2 separate regions of the Homo sapiens genome follow, and region 1 is linked to region 2. The links are chromatin loops, found by intact Hi-C in ENCODE. Cell type or tissue: HCT116. All regions are shown on one strand. Links, peaks and the distances in the headings refer to the core of each region. The heading gives the core; the rest is flanking DNA. Region 1 has its middle 310 kb from the start of MATN1-AS1. Region 2 has its middle 33 kb from the start of MATN1-AS1.

What was found. Peaks named below come from ENCODE experiments on the same cell type or tissue, not always from the same donor. Only the 100,000 strongest peaks of a DNase experiment are listed, where the experiment ranks them.
Region 1: it touches region 2 in a loop (13-fold over the local background); 3 of 110 quality-filtered maps call a loop at or near these places.

What each region holds. Positions count from the first base shown.
Region 1 is chr1:30,406,420-30,411,784 of GRCh38, forward strand. No RefSeq gene overlaps it. Among named protein-coding and RNA genes, the nearest start is that of MATN1-AS1, 310 kb to the right of the region's middle. In HCT116, for the core only: a CTCF peak has its summit at 2,476 (motif pointing right); a DNase peak (open chromatin) is centred at 2,473.
Region 2 is chr1:30,682,665-30,688,029 of GRCh38, forward strand. No RefSeq gene overlaps it. Among named protein-coding and RNA genes, the nearest start is that of MATN1-AS1, 33 kb to the right of the region's middle. In HCT116, for the core only: a CTCF peak has its summit at 2,563; a DNase peak (open chromatin) is centred at 2,837; H3K4me3 peaks cover 1,408 bases; H3K27ac peaks cover 573 bases.

The DNA of each region.
Region 1 (5,365 bases), core at 217-5,216, 280 kb before region 2:
CTGCCTGCCCCAAACCATGACCAACTCTCCTTTGGAACTGGCCATCCAATCAGAGGTTCCCAGGCTTCCCTGTTTATATCAGCAGTAAATATGAGGCTGGGGAGAGAGAAAAGCCAGCCCACCATGGAGAGAGGGAGCAAACACAAGAGGGATGGGGTAAGAGAGGCCAGCTGCAGAGAGAGAAGAGTGGAGAGAGGAGAGAGTCACACAGAGAGGGGGGAACAAAACCAAGGAGAACAAGACACCAAGAGGATAACAGAGGCAGCAAAATACATTAAAAAAAACACAAAACACATACACGTGTGTGCACACGAACACACATGGACGAGAAAGAGAACCTTTGGGAAAGGCTCTAAAAATGAGTGTGATGGAGGCACCCACCCAGGGAGTGAGAAACACACACACACACACACACACACACACACACACACACCACGCAGAGCCCCGACGCAAACCCTGACAGAGATGGAGGGAGACAGATACAATTCAGACAGACGGTGGGGAAAAATGGAGTGTAGAGCAGAGAGGGAAAAAAGACACAGATAGCAAGACAGAAAAAAGATAGGGAGAGATTAATATACACACAAATTGCGATGGGGAGAGGAAGCAGAGAAGCCATAGACGCTGGAGCATCAGGGCTGGGAGCTCGCACCTTCCCCTCCCCACCTCCCGCTCCGCTTCATCACCAACTGCCTCTGCTCACAGCAGCCTGAAATGTAAGCCCTGAGTGGAGAAGTTAATTCTCCCAAGTCCAGCCGCCAAGACGCACTCTGCATTCCACCCGCGTGCCCTTAGTGACACAGAGGCGGAGGGGGATCCATCTGCACCTAGCACAGGTTACTTCTCTTTTCTTAGCTTTGAACCAGATGCACTGATGGAAGGAGAGAGACCTGCCCAGCATTTGATCATCAAGCCTACGCCCAGAGCCACTTAGGCAGCTAATCGCTGAGCCATGAGCGGCCGGAGGTGGGCACAACCCAAAGCCTCTCAAGCACCCCCAGGGTGCCCACCAGGGACAAGATGCAGCCTCTGCACTAGGGACCCCCACATGGGGGGGCGACAGTCCTGGGTCCACATGACCCTTACTTGCTCCTGCCTCTGGTGAGTCTCCTGTCCTGACACCTCTAAGCCTCCACATCCATCTCTATGAAATGGGATCGTATTCCTGCAGCCGGGTCAGCTGAGTTGGAGGAGAGTTGCTGACTCCTCTTCAGTGGTGAAAGGAAATGAAGAAAAGAAATTTGTCTCATCCTGGGGAAGGCCCCAAACCTCATCCCCAGGAGGTCTGCCTGCCTGGCATTTTACAAGGCAGTGGGCCTCTTGGAGGCAGGGAGCCGAGATCAAAAGTACATCAGACATTGCACCAGACAAGGTGACTTGCCCCCCACCCCCCTTGGATTGGCAAGGTGTTCTTTCCAGAATAACTGCCAAGATCCCCCTCCCCAGTTCTCTCTTTGCCACTATTGTGGCTCTGGAGAAAAGATTAGAAAGGCAGTGCTAATTTAATTTGCCAGAATGAATAAAGATAAGACAGTGACTCAGGGTGATGAAGTGCTGGGAGCCCATAATTCACATGCCTGATAGCCCACGTTGGAGCTGATTCAGCCAGGACAGCCTCGGTTTACTGTCTCTGTCGCTGAGGAAGGCTGGCTTCCCCGCCTAGGCAGTGGGTGTGAGAGGCTTATAAATGGGCAAATGAGTTTAAGGGGAGGAAGGAGCGGAGATCTGTGGGTCCTTCTAGTGCCCATGGCTGCCACCAGGATGTGGGGAGGGAGCACTCAGATCATTCATTCATGATCACGCAGCACTCATTCACTCATTCATGATCATTTTACCAAGCAGCCCCCTGGGCCTGGAGTGGGGCATAAGTGGAGGGTGTTTTGGGATCCATCATTAAATCCAAAGGCCATCTGGCCAGGCTGCATCAGGGATACCTGGGCACCGGGATTACCTGTGTCCACGAGGGCACATGCATCACTGCACATGGGAATTTGTGTCATCAGTGAAACAGGAGTGCATTCTCAATGCCCATGGGCAGGGCTTGTTGGTGTGGGGACACCTAGATATACACAGGGCTCGCTCATCAGCATATGCAGGGCTCTGACATGCTCTGCTGCTTACTAGCTGTGTGAACTGGGGGGAGCTTTTTTTTTTTTTTTTGAGACAGAGTCTTGCTCTGTCGCTCAGGCTGGAGTGCAGTGGCACAATCTCGGCTCACTGCAAGCTCCGCCTCCCGGGTTCACGCCATTCTCCTGCCTCAGCCTCCCGAGTAGCTGGGACTACAGGCGCCCACCACCATGCCCGGCTAATTTTTTGTATTTTTAGTAGAGACGGGGTTTCACAGTGTTAGCCAGGATGGTCTCAATCTCCTGACCTCGTGATCCGCCCACCTCGGCCTCCCAAAGTGTTGAGATTACAGGCGTGAGCCACCACACCCGACCACTGGGGGGAGCTTATTACTTCTCTAAGCCTCAATGTCTGTAGAGTAAGGATAGTCATAGCACCCACTTTACAGAGTTCTGGTGAGGACTAAGAGAGTGCCTGAAAGAACCCAGCTCGGCATCCGGCCCACAGGAAGGGCTCCATGATCATGAGTTATGACCCATGTTATTTCATGATGATCATGTGAATTCTTCTTCCTGGGTGCGCGTGGAAGGTGGGCCCACTGGGCTGGTTCATGCACTTCATGGAGAGTTGCTCTTATGGCCACAGGGGAGACCTTCCTGTCACGTCCCAGGTGCTCTTTCTTCCTCCTTTGTGGCTGAGACAATGAGGGCTTGGTGCCTGGCTGGGAGGGAAGGAAAGAAGGTGGAGAGCCAGCCTCTCCTTCAGGGCCAGGAAATTTGGACTTTATGGAAAGCTGGCAGTCTGCTTTGATGGAACTGAAGGCAATTTGCAGCAACACAAAAGGGTGCATTAGAGAGGGAGGGCTGGGAGCCCCAGAAATGAGAGGCTGGAGGCTGGAAAAGAAGGGGATGAAAATGGCCCAGAGAACAGCAATTTAAATGCAACCAAAGCATGAATACTTCTGCCAGGGACCGGGGTTTCCATTCACATGGAATGAAGGACCCACGATGCAGGTGCCTTGTCTGGCTGATGGAGCAGGGGAAGGAAATCCCCACAGGGGCCAAGCCTCGGTGGGCTGGGTTTTCATTTCTTTTGTTGTGTAGTCTAAAGTAGGAACCACTGGACCTTCTTGTAATGCCTTGTGCTTGGAGCTGGGGTGCAGATTGGTGTGAAGACTCTTGGGGTTGAGGATGGAGTGGAGAGGGCAGATCTGAGTCACAGTCAATGACAGGAGGGCTCTAGTGGGAAGGAGGGAGAGGGCAGAGCTGAGTCACAGTCAATGACAGGAGGTCTCTAGTGGGAAGGAGGGGGGATTGGCAGCTCCAAAGCATGGTAGCCTGGACCTCAGGCCTCTCTCGGGCTCTCTTGTGAGCTCCCTGAACTTCCAGCGGCCCAGGCCGTCCTGGATTACAGAAATGTAGTGGAACCCCTCATCCAGGGCTCAGGTGCTCCCAGAGAATTGAGGCTAGGAATGGCCCTTGAGTTAACCCACCATATAACCTTATAGTCAGAGAGGTCTGGGGCAGCAAGGGAAGAGGGGCTGGGGGAGTTACTGTCCAAGATCACACAGTAAGTCAAGGCCTAAGCTGGACACAACCCCAGGCAGCCCACAAAGAATAAATAACTCTTTCTCTCCCATCACCTCTGTCCCCTGACCAGGGCATCATGCCTCTGGACAACATGGTACCCCAGGTCCAACTCTTAAGCTGTGTGTGGCCACTGCAGTGGAGTGCGCTGTCTCTGGGAGCACCTGTTAAAGCTCACACTGCCTGGAAGGAGTGAACCAGCCTCTCTCCCATCAGCCCAGCAGCAGGGACTCCTCTCAGACCAGGCAGAGATGCTGCAGTAATGGTGGGTGAGCCCAGCAAGGGGCCTGGAAGCAGAGCAAGCCCAGGAGGGGGCTGGACAGCAGCACCAGGGTGAGGGGTGGGTGGGAGCCTGAGTGCTGGCAGGCACAGGAAGGAGAGAGGGGCAGGGTGCTCGGGAAATGCTGTGTCCCAGGGGCCACTCTGCAGGGAAGAGCCCCTGGGTGTCGCGTGAGTGGAGGGAATTGGACCCTCCTCCAAGCACAGGATTCCATGGCCCTGGGCGGCCAGTGACCTCACTGCTCTGAGCCAGGGGTGGGGATAAGAATGCCCCCTCCCAGGACTGCAGTAGGGAGTGAGATAACCTTTACCAGGTAACATGCTCAGCCCAGCGCCTGATAGACGGGCTCCCTCCCCAGTCCCCAGTCAGGACACCCCAGGGGTCAGGACTGTGGGCTCCACAGTCCCACATCTGGGATTGGTGTCCCGCTTCACTGCCTGCTGGATGTGTGACCCCGGGCAGGTTCCTCCCCCTCCCTTAGCCTCAATTTCCTCTTTCATGAAATGATGCATTGCCCTCCAACTCTTGGTTATTCTTTGTGAAGTGTCTAACACCGGCACAGAAGACTCACCTGATCAAAGGCAGCAGGCATCACCCTGAGCTGGGGGTCTAGAGTGACCTTTTAGACAGTGAAGTCTGGACCCATGGAGGGGTTATCATTTCCACAGCTCTCATTCGCTCTGCCTGTCCCTTCCAGAATCCCAAATGTTTCAGCCATTTTCTGTGGCTGAAACAGAACATTGTAGGCTGAGTAATTTATCCACAATAGAGGTTTATTCGGTTCATGGTTCTGGAGGCTGGGGAGTCCAAGACTGAGGGGCTGCACTAGGTGAGGGCCTTTTTGCTGTGTCATAATGTGGCATAGGGCATCACATGGTGAGAGAGTGCGTGAGAGAGGGTAAGAAGGGGCTTACTTTGTTTTTATAGTAGACCCACTCCCACCATAATGACATGAATTCATTTCACATTCATCCATTAATCACTGAAAGATCACACATCTCCACACTGTTGCATGAGGGATTACGTTTCCAACACAAGGAACTTTGGGAAACACACTCAAGCCATAGCACGGTCCTCCGCTGTCCCTCTCCCGCCCTCACCATCTCGGGTCTCTCTGTCGGGCTTTGACAGAGCAGGTCTGGCCTGAACTCAGTCTGCAGAAGTAGATTCTCCATGTGCATGAAAATTGCCCATTTACTTTGAGAATCCCATAGAAATCGTTCTCCTCCTCCGCCTGCTCTTCTCCTCCACCCGTTAACGATGGGACACTGGCATGCTAGCATTCTTCCTTTCTGCCTTTATGAGCAAATATGTGATAAGAGGCTCATCGCTGACTCTTTGACAAAATGCAGCATTTTCTTTTAAGCTACATTATGTTAAGAGCAGAATTTCCTCTCTACTAGCTGATAACCTTTTCTGTTTCTTTTCTTTT
Region 2 (5,365 bases), core at 67-5,066:
GGGCTTGGGACCAGGGGGATAGCCAAGAGGTGGGTGACAAGTGTTCTCCTGTCACCTGCCTGCATCCTGTGATTTAACTTCATTTTGACATTTCTCCAGCTGAGTGGCAGCTACAGCTCCAGCCCCATGAAATCAAGTGGATAAAAGCTGAAGCAAAGGGCATGAAGACCTTGACTCCCTGTCATTTTGCCACCAGCTCTGCCAGAGACAAGCTGGCACACAAAGCCACTGAAGCCAATAAGGAAATGGATCGGCACTGAAGGGAAAAAGAGAGATTGAGAATCCCGTGAAATTGCTCCTTCCTTGAGAGTCTGCTGCTGTCTCTGGTGGGAGGGGGATCAGGAAGGATCCATCCAACTGCACAGAGAAGACCTCAGGCTGCTGGCAGTGGAGTCTAGGGGCTACATGCACTGAGCACCTACTATGTGCCAGGCCAGGGCAGGCCGTAGGGATGCTGCAGTGAACAAGACAGATGAGACCCCTGCCCTCATGGCCAATCGTCATTATCATCCTAAATAATATCATTCCTTCCTTGTCTACTACATGCCTAGCCCTCCAGCTCTGTGCTAAGTGGTCCACATGCTTTTCTTTTTCCTAATTCTTGAAAATAGCTTCTGAAGTAGCATTTTATAGAAAAGGAAACAGACTCAGAAGTTTAGCATGCTGCCCACAATGAAATACTTTCTTTTCTTTCTTTCTTTTCTTTGTTTCTTTTTTTTTTTTTTTTTTTTTTTTGAGACAGGGCCTCCCTTTGTCACTCAGGCTAGAGTGCAGTGGCTCGATCATAGCTCACTGCAGCCTCAAACTCCTGAGCTCAAGGGATCCTCCCACCTCAGCATCCAAGTAGATGGGGCTACAGGTGCACACTACCACACCCTGCCAATGTTTCTTTCTTTTTGTAGAGACTGAGTCTCACTTTTTTGCCCAGGCTGGTTGAAACCCAGATGCTCTCCATTTCCAGAGCCTCCATCCACTGCGCTGCAAGGTCTGGCACCTCTCCTTCTCTGGAACTGCTCTGTGGGCCCAGGAACAGGAGTTCCAGTCCTAAGTGGGTGCTGTGTAAACCTTGTACAATTTGCTATATAGCCCCTGCCCTGCGTGCGTACTTGAGTGAGTGTCAGGGAAAAGGTAAAGGATTTTGCACTTATTCATTCGTCCACTGCACACTACTTGGCACCATGCTGAGCCTGGGGACCAGCAGGGGACAACTAGACAAGGTCCCTTCTGGAGAATGCAAGGGCTTTGGGGGAAAAACCATTATCTCCAGGCAGCCAAGACAAATCCAAGGGGGTCAATGCTATCGTGCAGCCCCCAGCTCCACTACAGTGGCCAGTCACAGAGACCTTCGTCACCACCCTTCCTGGGAGTGCAGGAGGATTCCCAGGGGGGATCAGGGACAAAGGCCACCTCCATCCCTACTGGTACAGGCCCTACTGACTCTTTCTTTCTTTACAAAGTGACAACTTCACAACATTTCAACTTTAGAAAGTTCTCGGTCTTCAGTACCCACCAAATATGTTGAATAATACTCTGTAAGGTTGGGTTGTTGTTTCTGTAGTTTCCTATAGTTAGTTTGTTTGTTTGTTTGTTTGTTTGTTTGTTTGGTCTTGTTTTGTTTTGTTTTTTGTTTTGTTTTTTCCAACCACCTGCCCTGACATCATGTCCACATGACCTGAATTCAAGGGAGTAGCCCTTTCCCTCCCATCTCTGCTCCATCCACCCACACATGGCTGGCTGCTCACTTAATTCCCCTGGAGCCCACACAGTAAGCCTCGCACCCCACCCAAGACTGTGCTGGGCCCTGGACGGCCAAGGGTCTGAGCCCCTCAGCTCTGCATCCTTGGAGAACAAACACCACCAGAGGGACCTACAGCTTCTGACCACCCCCCTTCATCTCTCACGTCCCACCTGGAGGACTTGGGCTCTGTCACATCAGGCAAGCCCCTGCCTCAATCTGGGCCTCAGTTTTCCCATCCGTTGAGTGAGGTCCAGACAGGGGAGTCAGCCAAACACCAACACCTTTCATTACCCACTGTGAAGAGCTCAACTCCTTGACTCACCATGGGCCCCACTTGGACAGTGCATCCTCCATCTGTGTTCCCAGCACAAGGCCTGGCACACAGCAGGGCAGCATGGTGCATGGTTCTGAGGATGAACCTGGAGTCAGACAGGCTGGGCTCAAGTCCTGGCTTTGCTACCCATGTGGTCTGGCGCTTTGCTTCTAAGGGTCTCAGATCCCTCATCTGTAACAAGGTGACAGCACTGTCACCTCTGCCAGGGGCTGTTGTGGGGATCAAATGCGACAGCGGGTGAGAGGCTCTCAGCACGGGGCCCACACACACTGGGTGCTCAATTAATGTTAACAGCTGTTAATAATATTAAATAACTTCCGACTTCCCCCACGGTGGGCGCCTCCCGGGCCCAGCAGCCTCTTGGCTGGGAAAGAGACAGACGGGGGCCCCCTTCCCCGGGAACTGACTTTCCAGTGGGAACAAGGACGACCGTCGAGGAACCCGACAAATGAATTAAACCAGCACCAGCGTGATGAGCAAAGCGGAGAAGGAAAGAGGGCGCTGTGAGGAGAGCGAGGCTCCTCCGGGAAAGCTCCTTCTGCTCCAGGTGACAGCGGAGAGAGATGCCACCGCGCGGCGACCGGCAGGGCCGCGTCCCCTCTGCGTCCTAGCACAGCGACGCCCCGCCCGCCACCCGCCCTACGTCACCCACAGCCCCCGACACCGCCCCCTCCCCCGGCCCTGGGCTTCCAGTCCCTGACAGTCCCTGGGACGCCGCCCCACAACGCCCGCCCTCTCTGGACCCTAGGACGGCCCCGGGCACCTGCATATGATGTGTGGCCACGCCCCCGCCACAGCTAATTGGACCGGGGTGGACACCTGAACCCAGTCGGACCAATCAACTCCTGGGTTGCCCCGAGACCCGGACCGGGCCCTGTCCACAGGCTGGACCTGAGCGAGGGAAGGCGGGAGACGGAGGGCTGGAGGCGGAGGGCGGGAGGCGGAAGGCTGGCCCTGAGCTGGGACCCGAGAGGGAGAAAGGGCAGTCCCCTCCCTCAGGTCCTGCTGCCCTCCCCACCTCACCTCTCCTGGGAGTCAGGTCCCAGCTGTGACTTAAGCCAGTACCAGTGGGTTTCAGTGCCTCCCAGCAGAGCGCCCCATTCGCTTCCCCTGCTCCTCGCAAGCAAACCAGTGTCCTCCCCTCCCCAGCTCCTCTGCACCCCTCTGGGCCCCTGCCCTGTCTTCTCTGGGGCCACTACTGGACCCAAGCTTCCCAGGGGCCGGGCTTCTGGTGTTCTGGAGGAATGAGTGAATGAATAACAAAGCCTCGGAGCCGCCCCCAACAATGGAAAGACCCAGGGCCGAGTGGCAGGCAGAGCTGGACTTAGGTCCTCCTCTGCTCCTCTCGACCTCCCTGAGCCCCCACCTCCTCACCTGCAGCCGAGCGGGGTGGCCACCCAGTTAGTGCCAGCTGCGTGAGTGCTATGCCTTACGCATTTTATAAATTTCTTTTCGGTAAGAGATTGCAGACCTAGGCTCAGCTTCCTCCTCCCTGAATATCTTGAAATGCACCCCCGCCAGGAGCTATAGGTGGTGGGGGCAGCCAGGAGACAGGGTCCTTCCCAGCTCAGGCTGCGGAGGGAGTGGAGGCCCAGCAGGTGCGAAGCCACTAAGGCCAGTCTTGGTTAGCCATGAATGTGGGCCTCGTTCCTCAGGGGAGAGGAGCTGAAGTCAAGAGCCCCTAGGTCCTGCACTTCCCCCACCCCCACTGTTAAGAGGAGGTGGAGGTAGAGGCAGGGGCACCTGTCAGCAGGAGGGACCCTCTGGGATCCTCCATGGCTCCTAGACAGGGATGGAACGCAGGGGCTGGGGTGGGTGCTGAGGGAGAAGAGCTGTCCGCCTCCTGCCCTCCTCCCTTTCGCAGCTCTCTGCTTGCACTGGAACCTCTCAGGGTACAGCTCTGGGGGAGGAGGGAGGAGGAAAAAAAAAAGGAATGAGAGAGGGGGGAGGCTGTGGGACTTCCTTGGGGGGGCTGAAGCAGATAGTAGGGAGAGAGGAGCGGGGAATCTAAGTGCAGAGACAGCACAACCCTTTAATTTAGTGCGGCTTTTTCTAGCAGCTCATCAACTTGAGAAGAGGCTGTTTAACTGCTATTTTTGTAAATCCTGTGTGTCCAAATCTGGCCTTTTCCAGTGCTCCGATTTCAACCCCCACATCATGTACTACCTCCCCTCTGACTCCCAATACAAGTTGGAAGGGTTTATTTTTTTTCTGCATCTTTCTTTCTTGGGCAGGTCCACAGGCTGGGTCTGGGGGCTTCCAGGGAAGGGGAGGAAGCACTGGGACCCCTCCTCAGCCTCCTTTGCCTGTTTCTGTCATCACCATGTCCTCCAAATATGGGAATGCCCCAGGGCTGGGTCTTCAGATCTCTTCTTCTCTCTGTCTAGCCTTATTGCCTAGATGGCCCAAGCCAGTTTCAAGGCTTAAATAGGGACTGAGCATTGAAAACCCCCAAGTGTGTTTCTCCAGCTTGGAGCTCCAGGTACTTATATCCAACTGCCTTTTCCATGTCACCTCTCTGAGGTCTAATGGGCTTCTCAAATTCAGCATCCAAAACTTAACTCCAGACTCGCTGCTGTCCCCAGCAGTCCCCAAGACTGCTCCTCCCACAGCTGCCCCATCTCCATGAATGACACTCCATCCGTCTAGTGGCTCAGTCTAAACCTTGGAGTCCTCCTTGACACCTCACTTGCCACACCCACATTCAATCCGCCAGCAAATCCTGATGGCTTTAACTTCAAAACATGGCCAGAAACTGACCACTTCCCATGACCATGACTTCCCTGGTCCAGCCACCTGCCTCTCTCACCTGCCCACAGGGATGCCTTGCTTTATCCACGCCCACCCTCTGCAGACTCTCCTCGACCCAGCAGCCAGTCACAGTAACCCATCAATCAGAGCATGTCACTCCTCTGCTCCCAAACCACCAAGGTTCGCATCCTCATCACACTCAGGGTCAACCCAAGGGTTCTAATCGCAGACCACAAGGCTCCACAGTGCCCATCCTCCTGTCACCCCCTTTCCTCCATCTGGGTTTCTAGGGGAAGAATCAAGTGAATACAAGGGAGAGAGAACAAGAGGGAAGAAATAGAGCAAGAGTCTGATAGACCAGCCTGACTGAGTAGATGAGAGCGAGAGAGAAAGAGAAAGAGAGAGAGAGAGAGATAAGGAGCCACTCAACACCCCCCATGGGTGCATGGCCTGACCCTGGTCCTCAGGGCCTTGCACATCATGAAGTCAACACCCCAGTTTCCTGAGGACAGTGCCCTTTGCAAATTCAAAGTGAATATGCA